Regions from separate parts of the Mus musculus genome. Here region 1 is linked to region 2. The links are chromatin loops, found by intact Hi-C in ENCODE. Cell type or tissue: heart. All regions are shown on one strand. Each heading gives the region's core, and the rest is flanking DNA. Links, peaks and the distances in the headings are about the cores only. Region 1 has its middle 5.5 kb from the start of Ahrr. Region 2 overlaps Ahrr (aryl-hydrocarbon receptor repressor).

Evidence for each region. Hi-C counts contacts between places; a loop is a spot of excess contacts. Peaks named below come from ENCODE experiments on the same cell type or tissue, not always from the same donor. Only the 100,000 strongest peaks of a DNase experiment are listed, where the experiment ranks them.
Region 1: a loop joins it to region 2, with 2.1 times the contacts of the local background. A loop is called at or near these places in 2 of 42 quality-filtered maps.

The regions. Positions count from the first base shown.
Region 1 is chr13:74,296,348-74,299,262 of GRCm38, reverse strand. No RefSeq gene overlaps it. Among named protein-coding and RNA genes, the nearest start is that of Ahrr, 5.5 kb to the right of the region's middle. In heart, for the core only: no CTCF peak of the experiment used is centred there; no DNase peak of the experiment used is centred there.
Region 2 is chr13:74,244,176-74,247,090 of GRCm38, reverse strand. All of the region lies in intron 4 of Ahrr (aryl-hydrocarbon receptor repressor), which reads left to right. Among named protein-coding and RNA genes, the nearest start is that of Exoc3, 37 kb to the right of the region's middle. In heart, for the core only: no CTCF peak of the experiment used is centred there; a DNase peak (open chromatin) is centred at 1,370; H3K4me3 peaks cover 285 bases; H3K27ac peaks cover 427 bases.

The sequences.
Region 1 (2,915 bases), core at 236-2,735, 52 kb before region 2:
TCTTGCAGGCCATGTTCGGCATCTGGACCTCTTTTAGGCATCATTTGTGCTCTAGGAGCTTTGGGTAGCCCCGTGCTTCTAGATCTGTTGCCTGTGGCACACACTGACCTACAGCTTTCCTTCCATATTTCTGGCATCTCAAGTACTCGGTTACTCCACGACAAACTAGACTTCACTTTCATAGGATGGAGTCTGTCTTAGGGTTTACTGCTGTGAACAGACACCATGACCAAGGCAACTCTTATAAGGACAACATTTAATTGGGGCTGCTTTACAAATTCAGTGGGTCAGTCCATTTCATCAAGGTGGAAACACGGCAGCATCTAGGCAGGCATGGTACAAGAGGAGCTGAGAGTTCTACATCTTCATCTGACGGCTGCTAGTGGAAGACTGATTTTCAGGCAGCTAGGATGAGAATCTTAAGCCCACATCCACAGTGATACACCTACTCCAGCAAGGCCACACCTCCTAATAGGGTGCCACTCCCTGGGCCAAGCCTATTCAATCACAAATTCTCTTTTCCTATTTATTTATTTATTTATTTATTCATTCATTCATTCATTCATTCATTTTATACCCAAATCACTGACCCCACCACGGTCCCCTTTCACACAATCTCTCTTCCCACTCCCAACCCCTTCTCCTGTGAGAAAGTGGAAGTCCCCCTTCATATTCCCACTCCCTGGTGTGTCAAGTCTCTGCAGGGCTAGTTGTATCCTCTCCAGATGACACCAGACAAGGCAACCCTGTTAGGGAAACAAATTCTACAGACAGGCAATAGCTTTAGGGACAGCCCCTGCTCCAGTTGTTCATCTGGGGGGACCCACATGAAGGCTGAGCTGTACTTTGCTACATATGTGCTAAGGGCCTTAGCCCAGCCTGTGTATGCTCTTTGGTTTGTGACTCAGTCTCTGAGAGCCCCCAAGAGACCAGGTTAGTAGACTCTGTTGGTCATCCTGTGGAGTTCCTATCTGCTTCAGAGTCTTTAATCATTCCTCCAACTCTCCCATAAGACTCCCTGAACCCCGTCCAATGTTAGGCTGTGGGTCTGAGAATCTGTTTCAGTCATCTGCTGGGTGGGGCCTCTCAAAGGACAGTTTGCTAGGCTCCTGTCTGCAAGAATAACACGGTATCATTTAATAGTATCAGGGACTGGTACCTGTCCATGGGATGAGTCTCAAGTTGGGATGGTTATTGGTTGGCCATTCCCTCAGACTCCACTCCATCTTTGTCCACCTAGTATTTGTAAGCAGGACAAATTTTGGGTTGAAAATTTTGTGGGTGGATTTGGTAGTCTTATCCCTCCAATGGGAGTCCTGCCTGGCTACAGGAAGTGGCCTCTCCAGGTTCCATATCCCTACTTCTATGCATCTCAGCTAAGGTCACCTGCATTGACTACTGGAAACTACCCCCCATGCCAGGTCTCTGACATGTCTTAGAGATGCCTCCCATGCCCCTCCCCCACCTACTACAGATTTATATTCATTCTCCTGTCCCTCTGGCCCTCTCTCATGTCTCTCCCCACACCTGATCCTGACCCCTCCATTCCCCTCGCCATCCCCTCTCATCCAGTCCCCTCTCTCCATCTGCTGCTTATGACTATTTTATTCTAAGTGAGATTCAAGCATCCTCACTTGGGCCTTCCTTCTTCTTCTTGTTTAGCTTGTTTGGGTCTGTGGATATTGTGGGTATCCTGTACTTTATGACTAATATCTACTTATAAGTGAGTACATACCATGTATGTCCTTTTGAGTCTGGGTTACCTTACTCAGGATGATACTTCTCTAGCTCCACATAAGATGGATTGTTAGGACCCTCTTGTGGGGAGTTATACACTACTCCATATTGCTTAGTCTCAACACCTTTAACCACGGTGCAAGCCTCACTGACACCCACTACCTTTCCAAGTTGGTCAAGTTTAACGTACACTTGTAGAAGAGGTAATTTGGGAACTGAAAAGACACCTTAAAGCCCATTTAACCTATAGTTGTTATCTCAGAGAGATGGACAAAGATGGTGATCCTTGGAACAGAATCATCTCTAGAGTCACAGACTAGGAAGTAGCTATAAATGTAGAAAAATATCTGAGGGGAATGGGCTAAAAAGGTTTTTTTTTCTTTCTCCAGAACTCAGTGAGAAACTGGTTTAGATGGGCCAACAGAGTGCCCTGTACAGCTTATAGAAACTTATCACACTAGGGCACTTCCATCCCTAGGGCAGGAAAACTCCCAAGGCTTCCAAGAGGTCACAGGAGACCAAGACTTGGAACAGATGTATCCTCCCAGCATCGACACCACATCTACTCTAAGGTCTATGCAAGGAAATTGTTTTCTACTCTGGGACCGTGTCTTTGCCAGCAGGTGGTCAGATGAACCCTAGACTTTCCAGTTACTTTTTAGCTAGGTAACTTCTGGAGAGTATACACCAGAAAAATTCAGTGAGAAAATCAGAAAAAGAAAACCCTATGATCCAGATAACAGAGCAGCTGGAGAGTTTAGATAGCTAAGAATCAGGGTGAGCATTGAAGGAAATGCTCCCTCCAACGGGTGAGGCTAAGACACGGTCCATGGTGGATCATGGCGATTCACTGAGAAGCACTTGGAGAGCTCTGAGATGTGAGAGGATAAAGACTGACTCAGAAAAATAAGCAAAGAGTCACTGCTTAGTCAGTGCCTGCGAAAGGAAACAAATCACAGAAAACTGGCATGCTTGTTTGCACCTCCAACGTGACCCTTCCACCTCTGGCTTCCCTCCTCTGTGTTGTGCCTATAATATACAGTCATCAGCATTGGGATGAAGTACGTAAGGTTCTGCCGGGGGAGGGGGGGCAAAGCATAAAGCTCACAAGGCCTTGCTAGGGAGCTTTTACACTAAAAGCAGTAAAGACAGAAAAAGTTTGTGAAGGGGGGACATTC
Region 2 (2,915 bases), core at 206-2,705:
CTCAGTTCTAGACAGCCTCAGGTGCCTGAGCTTTCTTGGCCTTTATGGGATCCAGCCTCCTCCAGTATGACTGAACTGAAGGTGCATGTTATATTTTCGTGTTTAAAGGAGGTTTGCACAAATGAAGATAATGAGTGCAGTCTGGGAGACTTTCTGGGTAGGAGACTTTGGATATCAGGACCAAGACTGCCATGGGTCCTTGAACTGGCATAGCAAAAGTCCTCTGGTTGCAAGTGGTTTGTAAAAAGAAAGATTTACTGAAATACATACTCAGATGAAGGGAATCTCACAAACTCCTTGAAAGGGAGAGTCCTGCAGAACCCATGGCTGCCTGCCAGGTTTTAGCTGTCCTCTGTCCACTCTGCCTCACAATGTAATACAGAAACAGTTGTGGCATAACTGTATATGTCAGGGAGTCACAGCCATGCACCAGGCAGAAGTTCTCTGAGCTGCACCAGTATGTTCTGTAACTTTTAGATAAGCTACCACAGACCCTTCAGACTCCTGAAAGGAGGTTCATAGATAGACTCCAAGTACCTCCAGTACTTCTAGTGTAGTAATTTGGAGAAAACTATTTTGGAGTTGTTCTTCTGAAGAAAGATGTCAAAAACCCACCTTCCCAGTTAGGATGTCTTCCTGGGGCCTTGTAGGCAGAACTGACGTTTGACTCATGTTCCATGTAAGTGACCATGTACTGGTCACTATGAAGAAGACTGAGGGTTAGAGCCAGAAGGATAAGAATCCCCTTTCTCCTACCTACTTAGCTTCTTGGTACAGATAGGAGTCCATGGCTAAAAACTGAAAATATAAAATTTCAGAGTCTTCCAACCAACACTAAGAAACTCCAGGGTACAGAAAAAGGGAACGTGGTAAGAAAAGGACCAGGAGAGTGGGGCAGACCTGCCAGGATCTGGGAGAGCCATGCTTGAAGCTGAGGACCACGATTAGAGCCTGTCCTCTATTGGCTGGGCTGATGAAGGTGATAGTCTGTGCCACTTACACTGCTCACTCAGCTTCTAACCTGCTCTAGGTTAGCTGTAGACCTTTCCACCAGTAGGACAGAACAGAGCCCAAGGGATGGCTGACAATGAAATGAGTGCGGTGCTTCCAGCGCTGTCCACACCTGCTGTCTCTGCAGCCACAGTTAGTTAGTATGGTCTCTCAGGAACTGCTTTCAAGTGCCCTAGCTGCTTCATGGAAGAAATTCAAGGCTGCGTTTACTATTTGTGGGATCTATAAACAGCCATTTATTCCACTCCCCCGGCTAGAACAGTGCTCGCACGCACGCAAGTTCCATGCCACAGCCCCTGCGAGTGATCTGGCTCCAGGAAGCTCAGCCAGCTGCCCCAATGCCTGCCCAGTGCTGCTCGCGTGACTAGGGCCTGTTGCTGTGCAGTAACCATGGCAACAACTCCCAGAGGGAACGACTCGCTCCAACTTCCCCTAATGCCAAGGGGGAGACATGAGAGAAGCTGTTGAGAATTGTTCCCTTTTCCCTCCTTTTTTTTTTGTTTTGTTTTGTTTTGTTTTTCTTTTTTCCTCTGCTGTGACCTTGACAAAAATAATCTTTGAAGTACTTGTTGGCTATTTTCCTGCCATGGGACTGGAAGAAATCAAGATAGCCAGAGTTCGCCAAAGGAAGTACAACTTCTCAAAGTGCTGGCCTCTCTGTGTGCAGAGGGTGGGAGGAATGCCAAGACAGAGCAGAGGTGCCATCAGGCCACTGACCGTTGCCTGTACCTTGTGGCAGGTGCTTCGTGCTGTGACTTTTACATTAAACATGGACGACTTTTTTTCCCCTTAAAAAACGCAGACTTTAACCTTAGGGCTAAATCCGTTTTTCCACTTGGAAAAGTGATCTCATTTTCCATGTACCGTAGGTTTTTTTGTTTTGCTTTGCTTGAAAAAAAAAAAACTTGTAGGGATAAAAAGAGAAAGAAAAGAAAAAAATTCATGATGCATATTTGAAAGATGGTTCCACATGTGTAAAAGAATTTGGCATGACAATTCTGGACCAGAAAGTCAATCTGATATTGAATCCATATGATCCCACAAACAGCATTTTATAGTCTTAAAAAAAATTCTGCCTTGTGAGTTAAAATTAAGATTGTTTTTGCTTGTGACTAATCTCATAAAATCTTTTTTAAGAAGACATTTTATATACTCAAGTCTTGAAATTTTCTTTGGTCTTTGAACTATTATTAGTAGGCTATCATGAGTACGTGGCAAGCACTGAGCTGGGAAAAGCTGTTGCAGGATCTGGAGAGCACAACTGAGCTACGTCTTTGTCCAGTGGGCTCAATACTAAGGACATATGCTCTGGCTTAGCCTGCTACACATCTGCCACTCACCTAAGAGAGAGGGGGGTGCCCAACACCATGATAGCTGCCTAGAATAGCCATTCTATCAGAGGTGAGGGCATTCCCCTTCATAGTTCACCTACTTGTTGCCCTGTTGGTTTTGTTCTCACATAATAGCCTAAGTTCTCATGCAGTATGACGCCTTAGTCTCTAACCACCTCTCAGTGCACTTCCCAGTGCATTTCTCCCATGTCTGTCTGGATAGGAGGCTGCAGCAAGCCTATGGGTTGGGTGATGAATAATAGCTAACAATGCAAATTATGGTGATTTTGGTCTCCCAAATTCTGGACAGAATGGACTGTTTCTAAGGTATGGACCAGATGGAAATGATAGCTCTAGGAACTGAGCACTAGCCTAGGGCAAGCTTACCAAGCCTACCCTAACCATGCTGGCTTCAGATTTCCACCCTTCCATAGCCTCAGCTCTGCCCTCACCCACTCTAGCTGTGCCCAGATCCAGCTAGACAGTAGGTGGGAGTGATACAGGGTCTATCAAACTTGGACATATTCCTCACTGAGGTCAAATGTAGGCAGAACAAAAACTCTGGGATCTCAT